Linked DNA regions of Homo sapiens: all the other regions are linked to region 2. Evidence: read pairs that join two places in POLR2A ChIA-PET (ENCODE). Cell type or tissue: GM12878. All regions are shown on one strand. Region 1 overlaps NUP160 (nucleoporin 160). Region 2 overlaps AMBRA1 (autophagy and beclin 1 regulator 1). Region 3 overlaps AMBRA1 (autophagy and beclin 1 regulator 1).

Region 1 (8,000 bases), 1.4 Mb after region 2:
TAAAAACCCTGGAAGACAACCATAGGCAATACCATCCTGAACATACGAACGGGCAAAGATTTCAAGACGAAGACACTAAAAGCAATCTCAACAAAAGCAAAAATTGACAAGTGGGATCTAATTAAACTTAAAAGCTTCTGCACAGTAAAAGAAACTTTCAGCAGAGTAAACAGACAACTTACAGAATGGGAGAAAATATTTGCAAACTATGCATCTGACGAGGGTCTGATTTCCAACCTCTATAAGGAACTTAAATTTACAAATGAAAGGCAAACAACCTCATTAAAAAGTGGGCAAAGGACATGAACAGACACTTTTCAAAAAAGAAGTATGCAGCTAACAAGCATATGAATAAAAGTTCACTATCACTGATCATTAGAGAAATGCAAATCAAAACCACAATGAGATACCATCGCACAGCAGTCAGAATGGCTATTAAAAAGTCAAAAAATAACAGATGCTGGTGAGGTTGCAGAGAAAAGGGAACATTTATACAATGTTGGTGGGACTGTAAATTACTTCAACCATTGTGGAAAGCAGTGTGGTGATTCCTCTAAGAACTAAAAACAGAACTACCATTCCACTCAGCAATCCCATTACTGGGTATATAACCCAAAGGAATACAAATCATTCTACCATAAAGACAAATGCACATGAATGTTCATTACAGCACTGTTCACAATAGCAAAGACATAGAATCAACCTAAATGCCCCTCAATGACAGACTGAATAAAACATGGTACATATATATCATGGAATATATGCAGCCACAAAAAAGAACGAGATCATGTCTTTTGTGGAAACATGGATGGAAGTGGAGGTCATTATCCTCAGCAAAATAATGCAGGAACAGAAAACCAAATACCACATGTTCTCACTTATAAATGGGAGCTAAATGATGGGAACTTATGAACACGAAGAAGGAAACAACAAACATTAGGGTCTACTTGAGGGTGGAGGTTGGGAGGAGGGAGTGGAGCAGAAAAGATAGCTATTAGGTGCTGGGCTTAATTCCTGGGTGATGAGAAAATCTGTACAACAAAGCCCCATGACATGAGTTCACCTATGTAATAAAGCTTCACATGTACCCTCAAACCTAAAACAAAAGTTAAAAAAAAAAAGAGCAGCCGAGCGTGGTGGCTCATGCCTGTAATCCCAGCACTTTGGGAAGCTGAGGCTGGTGGATCACCTGAGGTCAGGAGTTCGAGACCAGCCTGGCCAACATGGTGAAACCCCGTCTCTACAAAAACACAAAAATTAGCCAGGCATGATGGCGTGAGCCTGTAATCCCAGCTACTTGGGGGACTGAGGCGGGAGAATCGCTTGAACCTGGGAGGCGGAGGTTGCAGTGAGCCGAGATCACGCCACTGCACTCCAGCCTGGGCAACAGAGCAAGATTCCATCTCAACAACAACAACAACAACAACAACAAAAAAGCAAATGATGTGAATAAACATTTCTCCAAGGAAGAGACACAAATAACCAATAAGCACTAAAAAGATGCTTGGCATCATTAGTTATCAGGAAATTAAAACAAAAACCATAATGAGATAATACTTCATACCCACTAGGATATCTAGAATTAAAAAGTCAGATAACAACAAGTGTTGACAAGTATATAGCAGCAGTATTCATAATAGATAAAGGGTAGAAACAACAATGTCCAACACAAATGAAAAAATTCCAACACAAATGAATAAATAAATGGTGGTATACAACTGAAAATTATTCAGCTATAAAAGGAATTGAAACCACCTTCGCAAAAATCATAACAGTGAGAAAATTATGACAATGAAAGAGGTCTGGGCCAGGTGCAGTGGCTCACGCCTGTAATCCCAGCACTTTGGGAGGCCGAGGCAGGCGGATTACCTGAGATCAGGAGAGACCAGCCTGGCCAATATGGCAAAACCCCACCTCTACTAAAAAAATACAAAAACTTAGCCAGGCATGGTGGCATGCGCCTGTAATCCCAGCAACTTGGGAAGCTGAGGCAGGGGAACTGCTTGAACCTGGGAGGCAGAGGTTGCAGTGAGCTGAGATCGCGCCACTGTATTCCAGCCTTAGTGACAAAGCGAGACTCTCTCTCAAAAAAAAAAAAAAAAAAAAAAAAAAGAGACAGATCTGATCTAATAAATTCCTTTTTTTTTTTTTTTTTTTTTTTTTTGAGACAGAATCTCGGTCTGTCACCAGGCTGGAGTGCAGTGGTGCAATCTCTGCTCACTGCAACCTCCGCCTCCCAGGTTCAAACCATTCTCCTGCCTCAGCCTCCTGAGCAGCTGGGACTACAGGCATGCACCACTACGCCCAGCTAATTTTTGTATTTTTAGTAGAGAAGGAGTTTCACCATATTGGCCAGGAGGGTCTCGATCTCCTGACCTCATGATCCGCCTGCCTCAGCCTCCCAAAGTGTTGGGATTACAGGCGTGAGCCACTGTGCTGGCCCACAAATTCCATCTTGTCTTTAATCTCCAAACTGCCTCTGGTCATTCCTGAGCATGGGCAAGGCTCACCTTGGGAGAAATTTAATTTATAGTTTAAATAATAATAGCCCTTCCCCAAAACCAAACCACCTTGGTAAAACTAATGAAAGGCCACCAGGTTAGGAAGATGAGAGGGGCCCGAATTCATAGTTAAATGATTACCAGTCATTATTCCGGAGGTCATAAGATTTGCAACTTCCCCAATTACTTCTGTAAATAACATCACCATTGTAGCACCTTACACTGGCCTTTTAAAATGTGTTTTCAGTTTTTTACATTTCTGGCCCCAGCCAGATGAGCAACTCTTCTGTGGCCCCGACCCAGAAGCAGACTCAGCGCATAGGATGGTTTTCCACACTCCTACAATTGCATCTCCAACCAGTCAGCAGCACTCATAGCCTCGCCCTGCCTGGCAAACTATCTTTGAAAAACCCTAGCCTCTAAATTTTCAGGGGGGCTGATCTGATTTGAGTTAACAGTAAAACTCCGGTCTCCTGTTTAGCTGGCTCTATGTGTATTAAACTCTCTCTATTCCAATTCCTGTCTTGATAAATCAGCTGTATGTATTGGGCACTTACAGAATGAAGTGCTGACAACACATGCTACATGGATGAACCTTGAAAATATTAAGCTAAGTGAAAGAAGCCAGTCACAGAAAACCACTTATATGATTCCACTGACATAATATGACCAGAATAAGTAACTTTATAGAGACAGAAAATAGATTAGCAGTTGTGTAGAGCTGGGAAGAAATGGGGGAAGGGAAGAATGATAGCTAAAAGGTATGGGGTTTCTTTTTGAGGTGATGGAAATGTTCTAAAGTTGACTATGGTAATGGTTGCTCGTATCTGTGGATATACTAAAACTCATTGAATGGTATACTTTAAATGGGTGAGTGAATTACATCTCAAGAAAGCTGTTTAAATAAATGAATAGGCTGGGCGTGGTGGCTCACACCTGTAATCCCAGCACTTTGGGAGGCTGAGGCGGGTGGATCACCTGAGGTCAGGAGTTCGAGACCAGACTGGCCCACATGGTGAAACCCCATCTCTATTAAAAATACAAAAAATTAGCCGGGTATGGTGGCAGGTACCTGTAATCCCAGCCACTGTGGAGGCTGATGAAGGAGAATTGCTTGAACCCAGGAGGCAGAGGTTGCAGTCAGTTGAGGTCACGCTACTGCACTCCAGCCTGGGTGACAAGAGTGCCAAACTCCATCACAAAAGAAAAAAAAAAAAGAATAAAGTGAACCTGTCATTTCAGGGAAAACAAATGACAGTATTTGTTGCCAATGATACATTTCAAGTTTTAAAGTGAAAACTATGATTTCAGAAAACTTCGTATCCACTAACATGAACTCCAGAGCTTCTCAAGGCTCTTCTGAGTGATCACCAATGATAATATCATCAATGATAATAGTTGTGCAGAAAGGGTTAACATAGCAGGCCTGAGGCTGCTCTCCTTAGAAAGTCTTGCTTGTACTCTGGGAGGCCGAAGTGGGCAGATCACAAGGTCAGGAGTTCGAGACCAGCCTGGCCAATATGGTGGGCACTGTGCCTCTAGCAAGCTTTCCTGGGAAACAACATTTTACACACATCATCACAATTCAGTGCTGGAAGAATTAAGCATGTCCTGTGAGACTCTACTGGGAGGGGACTCTTAGACGATTGTGTCTGGCTTCAGACTTCACTCCATGTGCCTTTTCCCTTTTTTCACTTTGCTTTGTATCTTTTCACTGTAATACATTTTAGCTGTCAGCACAACTACATACTGAGCCCTATGAGTCCTTTCAGAGTATTACTGGACATGGAGGTGAGGTGGTCTTGGGGATTACCCCCCAAAACAGTAATTTAGATACTGCATAATATAAAATGTGTCAATCCACATCCAGCCAGTTTTAATTTCTAATAAATTATAGGTATAACCCATATAAACAAAAGCTCTTTGCAGTTCTCGGTAAGAGTATAATAGGGTCCCGAGACCAAAAGTTTGAGAACCACTATTTTAGTGTGACAAACTAATTGTAACATGTCGAGGAGACTGATCAACAGGATGTTACATGAATAACAATGGAAGGAACTAAGGAAGTTAGAGCAGGGTCAATTCTCCTACCACCCACAACCTACATGCAGAGAAGAGTATACTTAGAGGAGATGGATAGGTATGTTCAAATAGTTCAAGGGTTGTCCTCCAGAAGAGAGAATAGAACAATTATGTGCAATCAAGATAAATGTCTTGATAGCATGATACTTTTGGGCCATATTAGGAAAAAACTGCAAGAATGAGCTCTTCCTCTTCCCTTCCATTCTGTTCCTGAGCAATCCAATCTAAAAACCTAGAGCAAGGTAGATATCCTTGCTGGCCAGAAGGTAAGGGTCGGGGACCTGGGGGGTTGGGGTTCGGCATAAGGAGTCAGTCTGAACAGGTTGAAGAGAACATCGGTGCAGGCATGTCCCAGCACAGGAGTGAGAACACTAGTGAGTGAGAAGGGCGTGCATGCAGGGGTGATATGGCCAGGTGTGATGAGGCAAGAGCCTAGGGACATAAGAAGACTGTCCACATTTGGGACTGCCTGACTTCGGGGGGAGGAGCACGAACAGTTTGAGATGGCTTCCACATGGACAGAAAGCTTGGTGCAGGATGGAAACTCAGGTTGGGTGAGGAGGAGGTCCATTGCATGGGGGCAGTCTGGTGGTCTCAGGGCCCAAACAGGGTAAGGAGGGCACCCACATTGGAGGAGCAATGTGGAGTGGGCTATGAGATCCCAACAGAAGTGAGAAGGGCATCCAGGAAGGGCAGTGGCCTAGCGTGGGGACTCAGTGGGGGAATCAGAGCTCCTGCATAGTAAGGGAGACAGACCCTACCTCACTGGGCTGTTATTAGGATTAAATGGATAAAACGCATATAGCATATGAGCCCAGAGTAAGCACAATCCCAGTGTCTGCTATTATTAATGTGCATAAAGGGACTGGCACAGCACCAAACACACAATGCTCAACAAATGGCTGTTTATTAAATGATTACACTATTACATCACATCCTACGTATCTCATCTACAGACAGCAGCTACTGTCTGGATGCTAAGCAAATTTATTTAGAAAAATTAACTTAACACCACATAACACCTACATCCCTTTCAGGAATTCTGTTTTTTCACCTAGAACTCCTAATTTGCTCTTCTTGTTTAGTTTCTGTTAACTTTTCCTTTCATGTTACTTTAAACTCTCTACTTCCTTTCATACTGACCCCTCCTTCAAGATCTTCTAATTCACATAGTAGCACGAAACCCAACCATCACCTCAGAAACACATCTAGGTCGGTGAAAAGAGCTTGAACAGACTCACTGAGTCTACAGCCATTTCTCCACATCAGTACACACAGAATAACTTGGTATGTGTCTTATTTGTTTCATACCTGTCCTCGTTTTGGTGCATGCATGTATATCCCCAGGTAGAGTCCCATGGTGGGGGAATAAGCAAGCCGTAATTTGTGTCCAGTTCCAGCAGTAAGCCGAAGGTCTTTCTTCACAGGGACATACTCCAGCATGTCAGCTACCATTAGGCACATTTGCTCCTGTCCAAGAAAATAGTTAATAGGTGATATTCAAGGGATATTCAGGCTAGAAGAACATACCTTTTGAAAGGATGGACCTTTCATTGTATCTACTGCTCTATCTAGTTTATCTGCTAAAAGACCTTACAGGTTTTTGTTTCAAAAGGGCTAACACAGGCCGGGCGCAGTGGCTCACGTCTGTAATCCCAGCACTCTGGGAGGCCGAGGTGGGTGGATAACCTGAGGTCAGGAGTTCGAGACCAGCCTGGCCAACATAGTGAAACCCCATCTCTACTAAAAAATACAAAAATTAGCCAGGTGCAGTGGTGCATGCCTGTTATCCCAGCTACTTGGGAAGCTGAGGCAGGAGAATCACTTGAACCTGGGAGGCGGAGGTTGCAGTGAGGTGAGACTGCGCCATTGCATTCCAGCCTGAGTGACAGAGCGAGACTCTGTTTCGGGGGAAAATAAAAAGAGGGAGGGAGGGGCTAACATGAAAAACATCTCTTCAGTCTGAAACATAAGATCAGACTTATATAAAATATAAGCTGTATTTTTTAGATGAATCTTGAAAACCATTTTACCAACTTACATTTTAAAAACATATTTGTTGCTCTTAAATGAAAGGTCCAGTCTGGGTAACATGGCAAAACCCTGTCTACAAAAAATACTAAAATTAGCCAGGTATGGTAGCGTGCCCCTGTAGTCCCAGCTATTTGAGCAGCTGAGGTGGGGAATTGCTTGAGCCCGGGAGGCAGAGGCTGCAGTGAGCTATATTCATGCCACTGTACTCCAGCCTGGGTGACAAAGTGAGACTGTTTCAAAAAATTAAAAAATTTAAAAAAAAGTGAAAGGTGTACTTTGTACTACTCTTTCAGTGTTCCTGTTAGGTTGATAATTTTTCCAAATAAAAAGACAGTAAGTTAGGAGGAAAATATATGCAAAATAAAGCTAAATGAAACTGTCTGAATCTGGCAGTGACCAATAAGTTCCAAACCAATTGATCTAATAATCTTTAGAGAAACAGCAAAATTTACTTCAATTCTCATGATTCACAATCCTGTTTTAACTTACAGCAACTATAAATGTAGCACTTACCTTGTAAGACCACATTCGTAGTTTATGATCCTGACACAAAGCAAAGATGAAGGCATCATGCTCCACACAATGAACAGCAAGACTGAGGGGACGATCTGAAGGCGACTGGTCACCCCTAAAACATAAGACCCAGTTTTAGAGTTTTACTGCTGCAAAGAATCTGATCATTAGAATTTGCAATTCAAGAAATATAATAAAATTATAAATGTACACTCTTAGCAGAAGGACCAAGAGCTTATATGCTGGTATAAGACAACTACATTTCTATTTGGTTTATCGCCAATTACTATAATAAAATTTAAAAGGCTCTACATAACAATGGAAGACTGTTTCCTTTTATATTGTTTTCCTGTAACCATCAAAAACTTTCTATTTCTAATAATTTTACACGAAACTGGATTTGGGTAAGTCGGGGCAGAGCACTGAACTGGATATTGTGAGAATATAAACAGGCCGATTTATGCTGACAAGGCATCCAATTGCAGATGAAAGGGACTCGGGAGTGTGGCTTTCCTCAGATGGAATTTAATGTTATTCTGACTGTTCTCCTTTCCAGTATAATGTTTGCCTTGGAATAAGACTGGAAACAATAACTGCCGACCAGTGCAAAAAGATTAAATTCTTGGGCCCTTTGATTTACCTGCCAGACACCACTCACCTGATAGCTGTTGGCATCCAGCCTGTAAGCAATCGTTGCATTACTGAACTCTGTTTCAGTTCCACGACTGACACCATACCTGCAATGATATCCAAGGCACCTCTTGAACACACTTAGAGAAACCCAAAGGCAAGAATGATGTAACCATGAACAAGGTCTTTATAATAGGCAACAGACTTCCGTATTTCTGTACTAACAAAGGTTTAGGATGT
Region 2 (8,000 bases):
GAATAAGGGAATAAATAAATTAATTATTATCAGGTATATGATCAATACGAACAGGTCTATTCATATACTTCTCAACATAAACAGAGGCCCAATTTCTAACCTTGTTCTATTTTTTGAGACAGAGTCTTGCTCTGTCGCCCAGGCTGGAGTGCAGTGGTACAATCTCGGCTCACTGCAACCTCCACCTCCCAGGTTCAAGCGATTCTCCTGCCTCAGCCTCCCGAGTAGCTGGGACTACAGGCACGTGACACCACGCCTGGCTGACTTCGTATTTTTAGTAGAGTCGGGGTTTCACAATGTTGGCCAGGCTGGTCTTGAACTCCAGACCTCAGGTGATCCACCCACCTCGGCCTCCCAAAGTGCTGGGATTACAAGCGTAAGCCACGGCACCTGGCCTCTACCCTTGTTCTTAAGCATCTATACTATACTGTCTGTTGGACAGAGGGGGAAATCCAGAAAGGATTAGTACTCATTCTGGATTTTCCCTATGGCTAGCAGGTAAAGTTAAGTTCAAGGAAAGAAATACAGTACTGGTTCACTGAGGGCAGCTAACCCATATCAGAGCCAGAACAGTGAAAAAAAACAAAAAGCAAGATAGTCGAAAGAGAAAGAACACAGTGTGCGCTTGAGAAATGGACATTTTAAGGCTCAGCCTGACAAAGTCCGCATATATGTATAACATGAGGAGGATGACATTATGTTCCCATAGGATCAACCTGAGTACTTGGAGAGGAGATGAGAGGAGAAAATGAGTGAGGTGAATTGAATATATCTTAAACTGAAAAACAGTCTTATCAATAGAAAAAAAATTAAAGTATTTTAGGTTCTTCTGCAAAGTAGAATAGCAACCCAACTAACTTCAAACCCTAGTCAGCCTATCTGGCAGGCAGCCTCCAGCGCCCAGTGCTACCTATAACTTGGAATGCAAAGTATTAATTATGAATAAGAGAAGAATTCAAGTCCTTGGTTTCCTTACAAGAAAGTAGTTATGGGTGTGTCTCCATGACATTTGCTAACGTTCAACGTTTAAGAACATCAAAGCCAAAAGGGAAGATAGACAAAATATTCAACAGTTTAATGTCCAGGTTCCAGGTTGGAAAAGGAACAGACAAGCATACATTTCTTTGAGGGGGTAGACTGGACCTTAATTCCACATGTATTAGTTTGCTGTATTCTTTGATTGAGTCTATTTCTCTGTATACAAAAATCCCCTCCCATCACAGACTATCCAATGAAAAATGAAAATGAGAGACAGAGGAATCCTAGGATAATTCAATTTGTCAAATTCAGAAGGCCCAAGGACTCAAAATTCCAACCCTTTCCTTCAGAGACAGAGCCCCTGAGGCCATTCCCAGTTTGATAATTTGTTTCAGTTATGCTCCCCACACAAAAGTTATGAGTCATATAAAACTGTAAAATGTCAAATAGTCAACTTGCAACCATCATCACTTTGCTCTGGATACGAGAATCCCGTAATTTCTTGTCGCATACTTCTTTTTTACTGTAAGGTCTCAGATTCGGAGAAAGGTGGAACAGGAAACTGTGGCATTCACAAGAAAGAAGGCAAAGAAAGCAGGCAGCTTCAAATAAAGGATATACTAAAATATCAAGACTAAAATGATTTTTTTCAGGAATTCTAAACCCTAACAGCTATTCTCCAGGTGTCGGAAAAGAACACTGTTCCCCTCCATAGCTGCATTAGCCTTTCAGAAAATGGTCACTCTTCCATATAGGGGAGACACTAATATCACAAAGGAAAAGGTGGAGAGCTGCACTCAGTGCCTGAAAACAATGACTGATGAGTCCACACAAACCAAACCTCCAACACACAGTACCCAGAAATAATAACAGAGAAGAGGAAAAAGTGTCCATGAAGTTGAGAGGGGAAATCAGCCAGTCAGTGTTTCCTTCAGCACTATTACCTCCAAATCCCATGGCCAATTTCTCTGTTAGTTCCATCCAGTGGCAGCTCAAGAAATTCTATAAATGAGTCTCAGGGTTGGCAGGTGAACGAGTAGGGTGTGCACAAGTTAGGTGACTTGTCTTGAAGCTGCCGGCAGAGCAAGCACACTGTTTTTCACTTAGATGGTGTATTTTTAGGGGTGGCTTGTGGTTAGATAATAGTGGTGGGGAGATACGTAAAGAGTCCCAAGCCAACCCGTGGTGCTGGTACTGCTTCTATCCCATAGGACCTTCACATTCTTCCCAGGTAAGACATAGATTAGAATAGCCAGAAACTTATTCACAGCATGTGCTCCTAAACTGTCCCTGTGGCCTCTCCACCTAGAACATGGGAGTGAAGAAACTGGGCATTTTAAACAATTTACTCCAGCTTTGCACTGATATTTTCAGTTTTAATTAGTTTGCAAAATAAGCTATACAACATTTTACCACTTTTCCCCAGTTGCTTCACATCAGCAGAATCCAGAAAAATATTTAGACCAAGAAACACTTTGTGGCTTTTATAAGCTCTCAGTTAGCTCCTGTGTTAGCTCTATTAGTTCTGCCTTAAAGAAAATCAAGTTCAAATTCTGCTTAAGGCTGGGTGTGGTGCCTCACGCCTGTAATTCCAGCACTTTGGGAGGCCAAGGTGGGTGGATCAGCCAGGAGTTCGAAACCAGCCTGGTCAAGATGGTAAAACCTTGTCTCTACTAAAAATACAAAAAAATTAGTTGGGCATGGTGGCGCACGCCTGTAACCCCCCAGCTACTAGGTAGGCTGAGGCATGAGAATCACTTGAACCTGGGAGACAGAGGTTGCAGTGAGCCGAGATTGCGCCACTGCACTCCAGCCTGGGCAAGACTGTCTCAAAAAAAAAAAAAAAAAATCTGCTTAAATACTGAGACCCACAACAGATAAAGGGAGAAAGGTGGAAGGGTGGGAGGGGAAAGGGACCCAGGAGTAAAAGTAAAGGCAGAATAGAAGGACACTAGCTCAATCTCATCACCACAACCTCTAACTCTTATCAGACAAAAAAGGATAAGGCCGAGTTTTCATTAGGGAGAGTCTTTGTCTCTTTAAAGATACTTCTTTTTTTTTTTTTTGAGACAGGATCTTGCTCTGTCACTCAGACTGGAGTGCAGTGATGTGATCTCTGCTCAATGCAGCCTCTGCCTCCCAGGCTCTAATGATCCTCCCACCTCAGCCTCCTGAGTAGCTGGAACTGTGGAACTACATGCACATGCTACCAAGCTCAGCTAATTTCTGGAAAAAAAAAAAAAAAAACTTTTTGTAGAGATGAGCTCTCACTATGTTGCCCAGGCTGGGCTTTCCTGGGTGCAAGCAATCCTCCCACCTTGGCCTACTGTGCTGGGATTACAGGCTTGAGCCACTGTGCCCAGCCTCTTTGAGGACACGTCTTTATTGTACATAGGCTATACCATTTTGAATGCACATGCCTAGGATAATATCCAGGGTTTATCAACAGCAGAGCCCCCAGCCCATCAGCGACTGAGGTGGTTCTAAAAGTACATCAAGGAAGTCCTAAAAGATTGATTGGTGAGGCCAGGCATAGTGGCTCACGCCTGTAATCCCAGCACTTTGGGAGGCTGAGACGGGCAGATCGCTTGAGGTCAGGAGTTCGAGACCAGCCTGGTCAACATGGCGAAACCCCATCTCTACTAAAAATACAAAAATTAGCCAGAGCTAATTTTTGTATTTTAAAAGAACTCTCTACTTTGAAAAGAACCCTGAGACACTATGTGAAGAAGCACAGGTTAGTTTACTGGTGAATGAAAAAAAAAAAGAATGACTGGTGAATATACTGAATTTGTCTCTATGTGACCTGAGGCCCAATCTATGCAATTCACATTTGGTCCCCATAAAATAGTTTTTAACCAATCTCAATAATGCCAAGTAAAAGCTAAGTCCTATGCTTGAGAATAGCTGAATTCTTGCTTCTCCCAACCACTGCTATAAGAAAGCATAATATGCCACAGTAATTGGGCACACAAAAATTCCTTGCCTTAGTTTTTAGGAACTTTTCTTCTGAGTTGCTTCTGTTCAAGGAGCTCTGGATTATAAATGATGCCACGGGTACAGGTTCACTTACAGCAAATTAGTAAGTGCTTGCACAGTTAATTCTGTCAGTCTTACTCCTACACAGAAATACATTTGGCCCCAAGGGGCCCAACCACCCACAGAGCTCTTTTGCACATCTTTTTACCCTCCAGCACAGAAATACAGGGCTATATCCTAGAAAATACCCAGAGAAAGAGAAAAGGTAGTTTCCCTGATATCCTATGTCTAGGAAACCAGGGTCCAGCTTTTTATTTGAATGTTGTTCCTAAATTCATTTCTCTGAATAACCCAAATAATTACCTAAGGCAAGATATTTCTTGTTTTTTTCTTTTTTCTCTTTTTTTTTTTTTTTTTTTTTTGGAGATGGAGTTTCGCTCTTGTTGCCCAGGCTGGAGTGCAATGGCGCAATCTCGGCTCACTGCAACCTCCACCTCCCGGGTTCAAGCGATTCTCCTGCCTCAGCCTCCCGAGTAGCTGGGATTACAGGCATGCACCACCATGCCCGAAGATATTTCTTGAAAGTTCTAAATCTGTACCTTTATATCCTTTGGTATGCTGAAGCTTTCCTCAGTATATGTAAGGACACTTTTAAAAAAAGCAATTTGTGCTGGACGCAGTGGCTCACGCCAGTAATCCTAACACTTTGGGAGGCCAAGGTGGTAGGATCGCTTGAGCCCAAGAGTTTAAGACCAGTCTGGGCAACACAGTGAAACCCTGTCTCTACAAAAAATACCAAAATTAGCCAGGCATGGTGGCATGTGCAGTAGTCTCGGTTACCTGGGAGGCTGAGGCCGGGGAATCACTTGAGCCCAGGAGGCAGAGGTTGCAGTGAGCTGTAATCAAACCACTGCATTCCAGCCTGGGCAACAGAGTGAGACCCTATCTCAAAAGAAAGAAAAGAAAAAAAAAGCAATGTGTTCAGAGTGTGCTAGCAGGCTACCTCAGATTTCAAAGCCTACTTAGTTGTGGCAGCATGTTACAGTAATGGCCCCAAATGATTTAGGCCCTTCTGTATCCATGGCCTTAGAGAGTCTTCTTCCTGGTTTGGGGCTTACCCAAACAGCTTGCTTTAGCTGATGGAATGGACAAAAGCAAACATGACATAAGGAGAGATTCAAAAAGTGCTTATGCAGTAGGACTTGACCTCTCCTGCTTCTTTTCAGAACTCTGAGGTCAGGAGTTTGAGACCAGCCTGGCCAACATGGTGAAACCCTGTCTCTACTAAAAATACAAAAATTAGCCAGGTGTAGTGGCAGGCGCCTGTAATCCCAGCTACTAGGGAGGCTGAGGCAGGAGAATCACTTGAACCCAGGAGGCGGAGGTTGCAGTGAGCTGAGACTACACCACGGCACTCCAGCCTGGGCGACAGAGCGAGATTCCGTCACACACACAACCCTGAGACACTATGTGAAGAAGCACAGGTTAGTTTACTGGTGAATAGAAAGGAGACAAGTCATCCCAGCTGAAGCCAAATAGCCTGCCAAATGCCAGATACATGTGTGAAACTATCTGTTATCAGTTTTCTATAACTGCCATAACAACAAGCAGAAACTTAGTGGCTTAAACAAGACAAATTTATTATCTCTCAGTTCTATAGGCCTGAAGTCAAACAAAGGACTCATTGGGCTAGAAGAAAGGTGTTGGCTGGCCTGTGTTCGGGTCTGTCTCCTTGTCCATTTCGGTTGCTGGCAGAATTCAGTTCCTTGCAGATGCAGAACTGAGGTTCCCACTCGCTGCTAGCTGTTAGCAGAGGCCATTCCCATCTTTGATCATTGCAGCACCTTGACTGACCCTTCTGCCTTCCTCTTCCACTTTTAATAGCTCATGTAATCAGATGAGGCCCACCCAGATAAATCAGGATAATCTTCCCACCTCAAGATCTATAATCTTAATCATAACTGCAAAGTCCTTTCTGCCATGTAAAGTAACATATTCACAGGTTCTGGGGATTAAGATGTGGAAGGACCTCTTAGGCAGATCATTATTTTACCTACTAAACCATCTAAGATCATCCACATCCAGCCAAGCTATTAATTGACCACAGAGAAGAGCCAATGATGCAGACCAGGCAAACTGCAATTGGACTCGCAGAATTGTGAGAAACAAGAAATGTCTTATGCCACTAAATTTGGGGGTGGTTTGTTCAGCAGCAAAAGCTAAATGACATAATGGCCAAAGCTATACCACTTCCCAGGGTTGTGCAACCCTCATCCCAATACATGCGTCTTTTCCTTCTTTGCTCTAGATCAACATGTGTACCTTAAAAGCAACTGGCAGTTTTTTGTTCTCTGAGTCATAAAACAAAATAATTCATTTTATTTTTTCTTCTAGTCCAGATCTAGAGATTATTGCTGAAGTTTAACCAAAGTCAGCCTTATTATCTCAAAACAACCAGAGAGAGGCTCTTTGCTCTACAACTTTGGAAGCTACATACATGAAAAAAATATATACATACTGCAAGTCCCAGGGAATGATTTCAAGGAAGGACTACCTTTTGACAGAGCTAAAGCTGCTGATAGAAGAGGAAAATTTCACTGCCATCCAACTATCTCTCCTTTACGTATAGAGACCAATGAGGGGTTTGGGGCACAGCCTCTTAAAGAGGGATCTCTAACCCTTCACTAGCCAAATAAATTTTCTCAACTAGGCTCCCCCTCAAATTTGCTGATACTTAAAGGTCTGGAAAACTTCAGTAGAAGGAAAATGCCAATAGCAACTTAATGTCCTCTTGGCTCTTTTGGCTGACTTCCCTGTGCCTGGGTCTTGACTATTAATTGAATGCTGTTCAGATTCCATCTCAAAAACAAATGAGGATGGAGACCAGAGGCCTGCCGTCCCCAGACTGATAAGAGCAGCACGGTGCAATTACACCCAAACAGCTCTGTTTTGGAATGTAATCACCGCCCCAGCCTTCTTCCCAAAGGGATGGCAACAGTGTAATTACCACTACACAATTCATTGTTTGGGAATATAATTCTTCTACAGGGCCCTCTTTCTAGGGGAAAGGATCTGCGACAAGGATATAAGAGCATAGTAGCCCCCTCCCCAGTAGCAGTCTTCTGAGCTGAACACACTATTTTTGTTTTTGTTTTTGTGATGGAGTTTTGCTCTTGTTGAGCTCAGCACACTGCAAACTCTGCCTCCCGGGTTCAAGTGATTCTCCTGCCTCAGCCTCCTGAGTAGCTGGGATTACAGGCATGCGTCACCATGCCTGGCTAATTTTATATTTTTAGCAGAGATAGGGTTTCTCCATGTTGGTCAGGCTGGTCTCGAACTCCCGACTTCAGGTGATCGGCCTGCCTCGGCCTCCCAAAGTGCTGGGATTACAGGCATGATCTACCGCGCCCGGCCTATTTTTGTTCTCTGAAGGTAAAGCCTGAGATTAGATTTTAGCCTGTTTTTCTACCAACAAAGAATCAGATCACACCCCATGGTGGTTCTGTTGGAAAAGAGCAGGACTGCCTGAGGTCCAACTCCCACTCTGTCAAGTACTAGCTGTGGTTTTGGGTAAAATACTTCATCTCTTTTAGCCTCAGTTTCCTCATCTGTAAAAATGACAGTGTATCATAGCAATGCTGCTGGTGATTAATATGTGAGAAGTGCTTGGAACAGTACTTGGTATAGAACAAATGTTCTTAGGGGTTTTGTTTACCAAATTTGAAATATCATATTCCAAAGTCCTCACGTTTTGCAAGTTTTGGTTACTACATCCTTGTAGTATAATTCGAAGTCAGGTAATGTGATGTGATGTTTCCAGCTTTGTGTTTTGTTTTGTTGTTGTTGTTTTTGCTTAGGATTGCTTTGGCTATTCAGGCTCTTTTCTGGCTCCCTATGAATTTTAGGATTGTTTTTCTCTATAATACTACTTCATGGCCAAATCTAAGCTTGAGTTACTAAATTCTGTCTTTTCACTACCCCTCTGCAGTTCAGCATGATGGGCAATGTTTTGGATAATTGTAAATGCTGTTATAGAACTGTCA
Region 3 (8,000 bases), 100 kb after region 2:
AAAAAATCTAGGTAGGACTGTAGCCAAAATGTTTATTATTATCATATAAATATGGCTAATTAGACTCTGGGCAAAGTATATAAATCACAAACTATTAATAGAAAACAATGGCGGGGCACAGTGGTTCACGCCTGTAATCCCAGCACTTTGGGAGGCCGAGGTGGGCGGATCACGAGGTCAGGAGATCGAGACCATCCTGGCTAACACGGTGAAACCCTCTCTACTAAAAATAGAAAAAATTAGCCAGGCATGGTGGCGGGCGTCTGTAGTCCCAGCTACTCAGGAGGCTGAGGCAGGAGAATGGTGTGAACCCGGGAGGTGGAGCTTGCAGTGAGCCGAGATTGCACCACTGCATGCACTCCAGCCTGGGCGACAGAGAGACTCAGTCTCAAAAAAAAAAAAAAAAAAAAAAAAAAGTATAGAGCTTTGAGCTTTGTCACAATTATACATTCAGTACATAGAAATAAGAGCCAATAAACAAGTGAATGAATAAAGAGGTTAACCAAGCACCTCAGCTAATTAGCTATAGCAACAATGACCACAAGAAAGCAATAAAAAAAAAAAAAAAAAAAAGATAAGGAATGAACTTTAAAAGCCAGTAATACCAAAATACAAAGAACCATTCAGTAGGGAGGTGAAAAAAGAAAGGCTAAACATAGCAAATTTTAAAAGTACATAAAAAGGGCCGGGCATGGTGGCTCACGCCTGTAATCCCAGCACTTTGGGAGGCTGAGGCAGGAGTATCACCTGAGGTCAGGAGTTCGAGACCAGCCTGACCAACATGGAGAAACCCCATCTCTAATAAAAATACAAAATTAGCCGTGTGTGGTGGTGCATGCCTGTAATCCCAGCTACTCGGGAGGCTGAGGCAGAAGAATCACTTGAACCCGGGAGGCAGAGGTTGTGGTGAGCCGAGATCACGCCATTGCACTCCAGCCTGGGCAACAAGAGCAAAACTCCATCTCAATAAATAAATAAATTAAGTAAGTAAGTACATAAAAAGTAGATAAACCCTTAAGGCCAACATAAAAAGGCCAGAGAATCATTACTCTCACCATTTTGCAAATATCTTCATACCCTCACCCTTTTCTCTCTTAATACAACATCCTGGCAAGATACCAAGCTAAGCAGCCAAGAATACAAAAAATGGAAAGGTACAGCTCCTATCTTCACGGATCTTACTGTCTTAGAGTATACTTCTTATGAGGAAACAGACATGTTTTGTTTTGTTTTGTTTTGAGATGGATTCTTGTTCTGTCACCCAGGCTGGAGTGCAGTGACATGATATCAGCTCACTATATCCCCCGCCTCCCCAGTTCAAGTGATTCTCCTGCCTCAGCCTCCTGAGGAGCTGGGATTACAGGTGTGCACCACCACGCCTGGCTAACTTTAGTATTTTTAGTAGAGACAGGGTTTTGCCATGTTGGCCAGGCTGGTCTTGAACTCCTGACCTCATGTGATCTACCTGCCTCAGCCTCCCAAAGTGCTGGGATTACAGGCGTGAGTCACCACGCCCAGCCTACACATGTCAATAATCAAAATACACAGACCATCTCCACTTCGTCCCTTCCCATGCCTTAAACCCAATTCAATTTAGCTTCTGGCCCTACTTTCCTCCAATATTGTTCTTGCTATAATCATCAATGATCTCTGTGCTGACAAATCCAACAATGTACAGTGATTACTCCCTTCCTGAAATATGTTCCTATGTTGGTTTCTCTAATAACAAGCTCTTACATTTTCTCTTGAATTCCTTGGAGTGTGGTCTTCTCCTCCTACTCTATACTTGTTCTCTAGGAGATCTCATCCATTTCCCTTGGTTGTAAATACCATCTATATACTAATACCATCCAGATTTCTCTCCAGCGCTACTTTTGTGAATCAGCCTAAAGACTACTTACTTGATATCTGCACTTGTATGTTTTCACAGGCATCTCACAATTAGCATGACTAAAACTGAGGTCTTCATTCCACTCCCCAACTCTAATCCAAATCTGCTCCTCCTCCAATGTTTCCATCTCAGAAACACCACCTTCATCTACCCAGATGCTCAGGCCAAAAATCTGGAATCATACTTGACACCTTCTTCTTCCCACACATCCAATCCATTAAGTCTTGCCTGTCCTAATTCTAAAATATCTACTGAATCTTTCTACTTCTATCTCCACTGCCTACAGTCTAATCCAAACCATCATCGCCTTTTGCCTGGACCACTGCAATACTTCCTAACCATACTTCCCCGATTTCTTCTCTTTCCAAACCCCTCCCCACAATGTACCCACAGTAATGGGGTGTTGCTGTTGTTATTGTTGTTTTGGAGACAGAGCCTTGCTCTGTCACCCGGCCTGGAGTGCAGTATCATGGTTTAAGCTAACTGCAGTCTCAACCTCCGCAGATCAGATGATCCTCCCACCTTAGCCTCTTGAGTAGCTGTAAGCACAGGTGTGAGCCACCGCACCCAGCTAATTTTTTTGTACTTTTTGTAGAGATGGGATCTTACCATGTCACCCATGCTGGTCTCAAACTCCTGAGCTCAAGCAATCCACCCGCCTCAGCCTCCCAAAGTGCTAGGATTACAAGCATGAGCCACCGCGCCCGGCCCCAGAGTAACGTTTTAAAATCATATATAAGGTCATGATACTCATGCTTAAAACCTTCAAAATCTTCTAATTATACTCAGGATAAAAATCCAAAAGCTGGCCAGGTACGGTGGCTCACACCTGTAATCCCGGGACTTTGGGAGGCCAAAGCAGGTATATCACCTGAGGTCAGAAGTTCAAGACCAGCCTGGCCAACATGGTGAAACCCTGTCGCTACTAAAAATGAAAAAATTAGGCCAGGCGCAGTGGCTCACACCTGTAATCCCAGCACTTTGGGAGGCCAAGGCAGGCAGATCACGAAGTCAGGAGATCGAGACCATCCTGGCTAACACATGAAACCCCGTCTCTACTAAAAATACAAAAAATTAGCCTGGTGTGGTGGTAGGCGCCTGTAGTCCCAGCTACTTGGGAGGCTAAGGCAGGAGAATGACGTGAGCCCGGAGGCAGAGCTTGCAGCAAGCCGAGATCGCACCACTGCACTCCTGCCTGGGTGACAGTGCGAGACTTCCTCTCAAAAAATAAATAAATAAATACATAAATAAATACACAAATAAATAATTACCCACATGTGGTGGCACGTGCCTGTAGTGCCAGCTACTCAGGAGGCTGAGGCAGGAGAATCGCTTGAACCCAGGAGGCAGAAATCGCACTGAGCCAAGACCACACCACTGCACTCCAGCCTGGGCTACAGAGCAAAACTCCATCAAAAAAAAAAAAAAAAAAAAAAAATCCAAAAGCCTTGCTGGGTGTGGTAGTTCATGCCTGTAATTTCACCACTATGAGAGGCCAAGGTGGGGAAGGAGCTCTTGAGTCCAGGAGTTTGAGATCAGCCTAGGCAACATAGTGAGGCTTTGTCTCTACAAATAATCAAAAATTACCTAGGCATGGTGGTGGGTGCCTGTAGTCCCAGCTACTTGGGAAGCCGAGGTGGGAGGATCCTTGAGCCTAGAAGGTCAAGACTACAGTGAGCTGTGATCACACCACTGCATGCTAGCCTGGGGAACAGAGACCCTGTCTCAAAAAAAAAAAAAAAAAAAATTCGAAAGCCTTGACATAGTCCTGCCTAAGTCTCTATCCTCATTCTATGCCTCTTTCCTCCATCCCCTACTGTTCACTGTATTCCAACCATATCAACCTTCTTCCAGTTTCTCAAATGTGTCAAGTTCTCTCCCATCCTGAGAATTTCATACATGCTATTCCCTTCCCTTTCTATCCTTCTAGTCTCTGCTTAAGTATCACTTCTTCAGAAAAATATTTCTCAAACCTCCAGTTTAATTCAGGTTCCCCTACTATAATCTCTTTTTATTCTTCTGTCATAGGTTTGGCACACACTGCAATTATATGTTTATTGGTATAATTATTTGTTTACTGTCTCTCTTTCCTCTGGACTATAATCTCCATACAGGCATGGACATCTATTTTTCCACTCTAGTCTCACTATATTGACCTAGTGTTTTAAAGTGTTTAGTAGTTAAGAATCAGTATAACTTAGAGGTTAAGAGCAGGGGAATGTGGAGCCAGGTTGTTTGGACGCGAATCCTGGTTCTGCCATTTGCTAGCTATATACCTTGGGCAAATTGCTTAATTTCTCTGTGCCACAACTGCTACATCAATAAAATGAGAAGAATAAGAGTACTTACGTCATAAGGTTGTTAGTTGGAATGAAAAGAATCAATGCAAAGCGCTTACTACAGTACCTGGCACAAAGCATTCAATAAGGACTGGTTCTGATCAGAACCAATATTTGCTAGATAAACAAAAGTCTGAAAAGGTACGAATTGAGATGCAGAATCACAATCAAGAAATAGTTGTAAAAGGCCTCACAGGGATATTTCATAACTCAAAAAAAAAAAAGCCATAGTACATAATACACAGCATTATGGTATCCTCACTGCCTACTGAAGGAATACACATGCAACAAACATTTATCAAATGAATGACTGTCGCCAAGTCAATCCTAAGCCAAAAGAACAAAGCTGGAGGCATCACGCTACCTGACTTCAAACTATACTACAAGGCTACAGTAACCAAAACAGCATGGTACTGGTACCAAAACAGAGATATTGATCAATGGAACAGAACAGAGCCCTCAGAAATAATGCCGCATATCTACAACTATCTGATCTTCGACAAACCTGAGAAAAACAAGCAATGGGGAAAGGATTCCCTATTTAATAAATGGTGCTGGGAAAACTGGCTAGCCATATGTAGAAAGCTGAAACTGGATCCCTTCCTTACACCTTATACAAAAATTAATTCAAGATGGATTAAAGACTTAAACGTTAGACCTAAAACCATAAAAACGCTAGAAGAAAACCTAGGCATTACCATTCAGGACATAGGCATGGGAAAGGACTTCATGTCTAAAACACCAAAAGCAATGGCAACAAAAGCCAAAATTGACAAATGGGATCTAATTAAACTAAAGAGCTTCTGCACAGCAAAAGAAACTACCATCAGAGTGAACAGGCAACCTACAAAATGGGAGAAAATTTTCACAACCTACTCATCTGACAAAGGGCTAATATCCAGAATCTACAATGAACTCAAACAAATTTCCAAAAAAAAAAAAAAAAAAAAAAAAAAACAACAAAACAACCCCATCAAAAAGTGGGCGAAGGACATGAACAGACACTTCTGAAAAGAAGACATTTATGCAGCCAAAAAACACATGAAAAAATGCTCACCATCACTGGCCATCAGAGAAATGCAAATCAAAACCATAATGAGATACCATCTCACACCAGTTAGAATGGCAATCATTAAAAAGTCAGGAAACAACAGGTGCTGGAGAGGATGTGGAGAAATAGGAACACTTTTACACTGTTGGTGGGACTGTAAACTAGTTCAACCATTGTGGAAGTCAGTGTGGCGATTCCTCAGGGATCTAGAACTAGAAATACCATTTCACCCAGCCATCCTATTACTGGGTATATACCCAAAGGACTATAAATCATGCTGCTATAAAGACACATGCACATGTATGTTTATTGCGGCACTATTCACAATAGCAAAGACTTGGAACCAACCCAAATGTCCAACAATGATAGACTGGATTAAGAAAATGTGGCACATATACACCACGGAATACTATGCAGCCATAAAAAATGATGAGTTCATGTCCTTTGTAGGGACATGGATGAAATTGGAAATCATCATTCTCAGTAAACTATCACAAGGACAAAAAACCAAACACCGCATGTTCTCACTCATAGGTGGGAATTGAGCAATGAGAACACATGGACACAGGAAGGGGAACATCACACTCTGGGGACTGTTGTGGGGTGGGGGGAGGGGGGAGGGATAGCATTAGGAGATATACCTAATGCTAAATGACGAGTTAGTGGGTGCAGCACACCAGCATGGCACATGCATACATATGTAACTAACCTGCACATTGTGCACATGTACCCTAAAACTTGAAGTATAATAATAATAATAAAAAGAAAAAAAACAAAAAAAACAAATGAATGACTGAAAAATACACACTCTGCTATAATCACTAGAAAGAATTTTTTTTTTAATTTTTCTGAGACAGGGTCTTGCCATGATGATGCCCAGGATGGAGTGCAGTGGTGTGATCTTGGCTCACTGCAGCCTTGATCTCCTAGGCTCAGGCAGTCCTCCTGCCTCAGCCTCGCAAGCAGCTGGAAATACAGGCATGCACCACCATTTCCAGCTAATTTTAAAAAATTGTTGCCAGGCTCAGTGGCTAACACCTGTAATCCCAACACTTTGGGAGGCTGAGATGGGTGGATCACCTGAGGTCAGGAGTTCAAGACCAGACTGGCCAACATGGTGAAACCCTGTCTCTACTAAAAATACAAAAATTAGCTGGATGAGGTGGTGGGTGCTTATAAACCCAGCTACTCAGGAGGCTGAGGCAGGAGAAACGCTTGAACCTGGGAGGTAGAGGTTGCTGAGATCACACCACTCACTGCACTCCAGCCTGGGCGACTGTGCTCTCTGTGCTCTCTGAAACATGTGCTGTGTCCACTCAGGGTTAAATGGATTAAGGGCGGTGCAAGATGTGCTTTGTTAAACAGATGCTTGAAGGCAGCATGCTCGTTAAGAGTCATCACCACTCCCTAATCTCAAGTATCCAGGGACACAAACACTGCGGAAGGCCGCAGGGTCCTCTGCCTAGGAAAACCAGAGACCTTTGTTCACTTGTTTATCTGCTGAGCTTCCCTCCACTATTGCCCTATGACCCTGCCAAATCCCCCTCTGCGAGAAACACCCAAGAATGATCAATAAAAATAAATAAATAAATAAATAATTCCAAAAAAAAAACGCTGGGCATGGTGCCTCACACTTGTAATCCCAGCACTTTGGGAGGCCGAGGCAGGTGGACCACGAGGTCAGGAGATCGAGACCATCCTGGCTAACATGGTGAAAGCCCGACTCTACTAAAAATACAAAAATTAGCCAGGCGTGATGGCACACGCCTGTAGTCCCAGCTACTCAGGAGGCTGAGGCAGGAGAATCGCTTGAACCAAGGAGGCGGAGGTTGCAGTGAGCTGAGATCACGCCACTGCACTCCAGCCTGGGTGACAGAGCAAGACTCCATCTCAAAAAAAAAAAAAAAAAAAAAAAAAAAAAAATATATATATATATATATATATATATATTCCTAGCTTCCCAAATTGCTGGGTTTAAAGGTGTGGGCCACCACACCAGGCATAAAGACTTTTATAATTGGAAAATAACAATAATTTTTTTTTTCTTTTGAGACGGAGTTTCGCTCTTGTTGCCCAGGCTGGAGTGTGATGGCATGATCTCAGCTCACCACAACCTCCGCCTCCGGGGTTCAAGCTATTCTCCTGCCTCAGCCTCCCGAGTAGCTGAGATTACAGGCATGCACCACCACACCCAGCTAATTTGTATTTTTAGCAGAGACAGGGTTTCTCCACGTTGGTCAGGCTGGTCATGAACTCCCAACCTCAGGTGATCCACCCGCCTCAGCCTCCCAAAGTGCTGGGATTACAGGCATTAGCCACTGCACCCAGCCGAAAATAATAATGATTTTTAAAACTGGACGCACTGGCTCACACCTGTAATTCCAGCACTTAGGGAGATCGAGGTGGGCAGATCACTTGAAGCCAGAGTTCAACACAAGCCTGGCCAACATGGCAAAACTCTGACTCTACTAAAAGAAATACAAAAATTAGCCAGGTGTGGTGGCACACACCTGTAATCCCAGCTACTCGGGAGGCTGAGGCACAAGAATCGCTTGAACCCAGGAGGCAGAGGCTGCAATGAGCCAAGATTGTGCCACCGCACCAGAGCAAGACTGTCTCCAAAAAATAATAAAAAAATAATTTTTTAATTAAAAATAAAGATCCATCTTTTTACTTTTTTTTTCCTAGCTAGGATTTGAACCTATATCCTTTTACTTTA

What was found. ChIA-PET counts read pairs that join two places held together with the same protein. Peaks named below come from ENCODE experiments on the same cell type or tissue, not always from the same donor. Only the 100,000 strongest peaks of a DNase experiment are listed, where the experiment ranks them.
Region 1: POLR2A ChIA-PET joins it to region 2 with 5 read pairs; 2 of 35 experiments call an interaction of 5 or more read pairs at or near these places.
Region 3: POLR2A ChIA-PET joins it to region 2 with 6 read pairs; 4 of 35 experiments call an interaction of 5 or more read pairs at or near these places.

Annotation. Positions count from the first base shown.
Region 1 is chr11:47,829,757-47,837,756 of GRCh38, forward strand. It overlaps NUP160 (nucleoporin 160), which reads right to left. Exons shown (of 36, transcript NM_015231.3): 5 at 7,789-7,867; 6 at 7,131-7,245; 7 at 5,895-6,053. Among named protein-coding and RNA genes, the nearest start is that of NUP160, 15 kb to the right of the region's middle. In GM12878, no CTCF peak of the experiment used is centred here; no DNase peak of the experiment used is centred here.
Region 2 is chr11:46,474,292-46,482,291 of GRCh38, forward strand. The region is part of intron 11 of AMBRA1 (autophagy and beclin 1 regulator 1); the gene reads right to left. Among named protein-coding and RNA genes, the nearest start is that of MIR3160-1, 26 kb to the left of the region's middle. In GM12878, no CTCF peak of the experiment used is centred here; DNase peaks (open chromatin) are centred at 2,080 and 4,081; H3K27ac peaks cover 376 bases.
Region 3 is chr11:46,578,493-46,586,492 of GRCh38, forward strand. The region is part of intron 1 of AMBRA1 (autophagy and beclin 1 regulator 1); the gene reads right to left. Among named protein-coding and RNA genes, the nearest start is that of AMBRA1, 12 kb to the right of the region's middle. RefSeq lists an enhancer at 5,782-6,626. In GM12878, no CTCF peak of the experiment used is centred here; no DNase peak of the experiment used is centred here.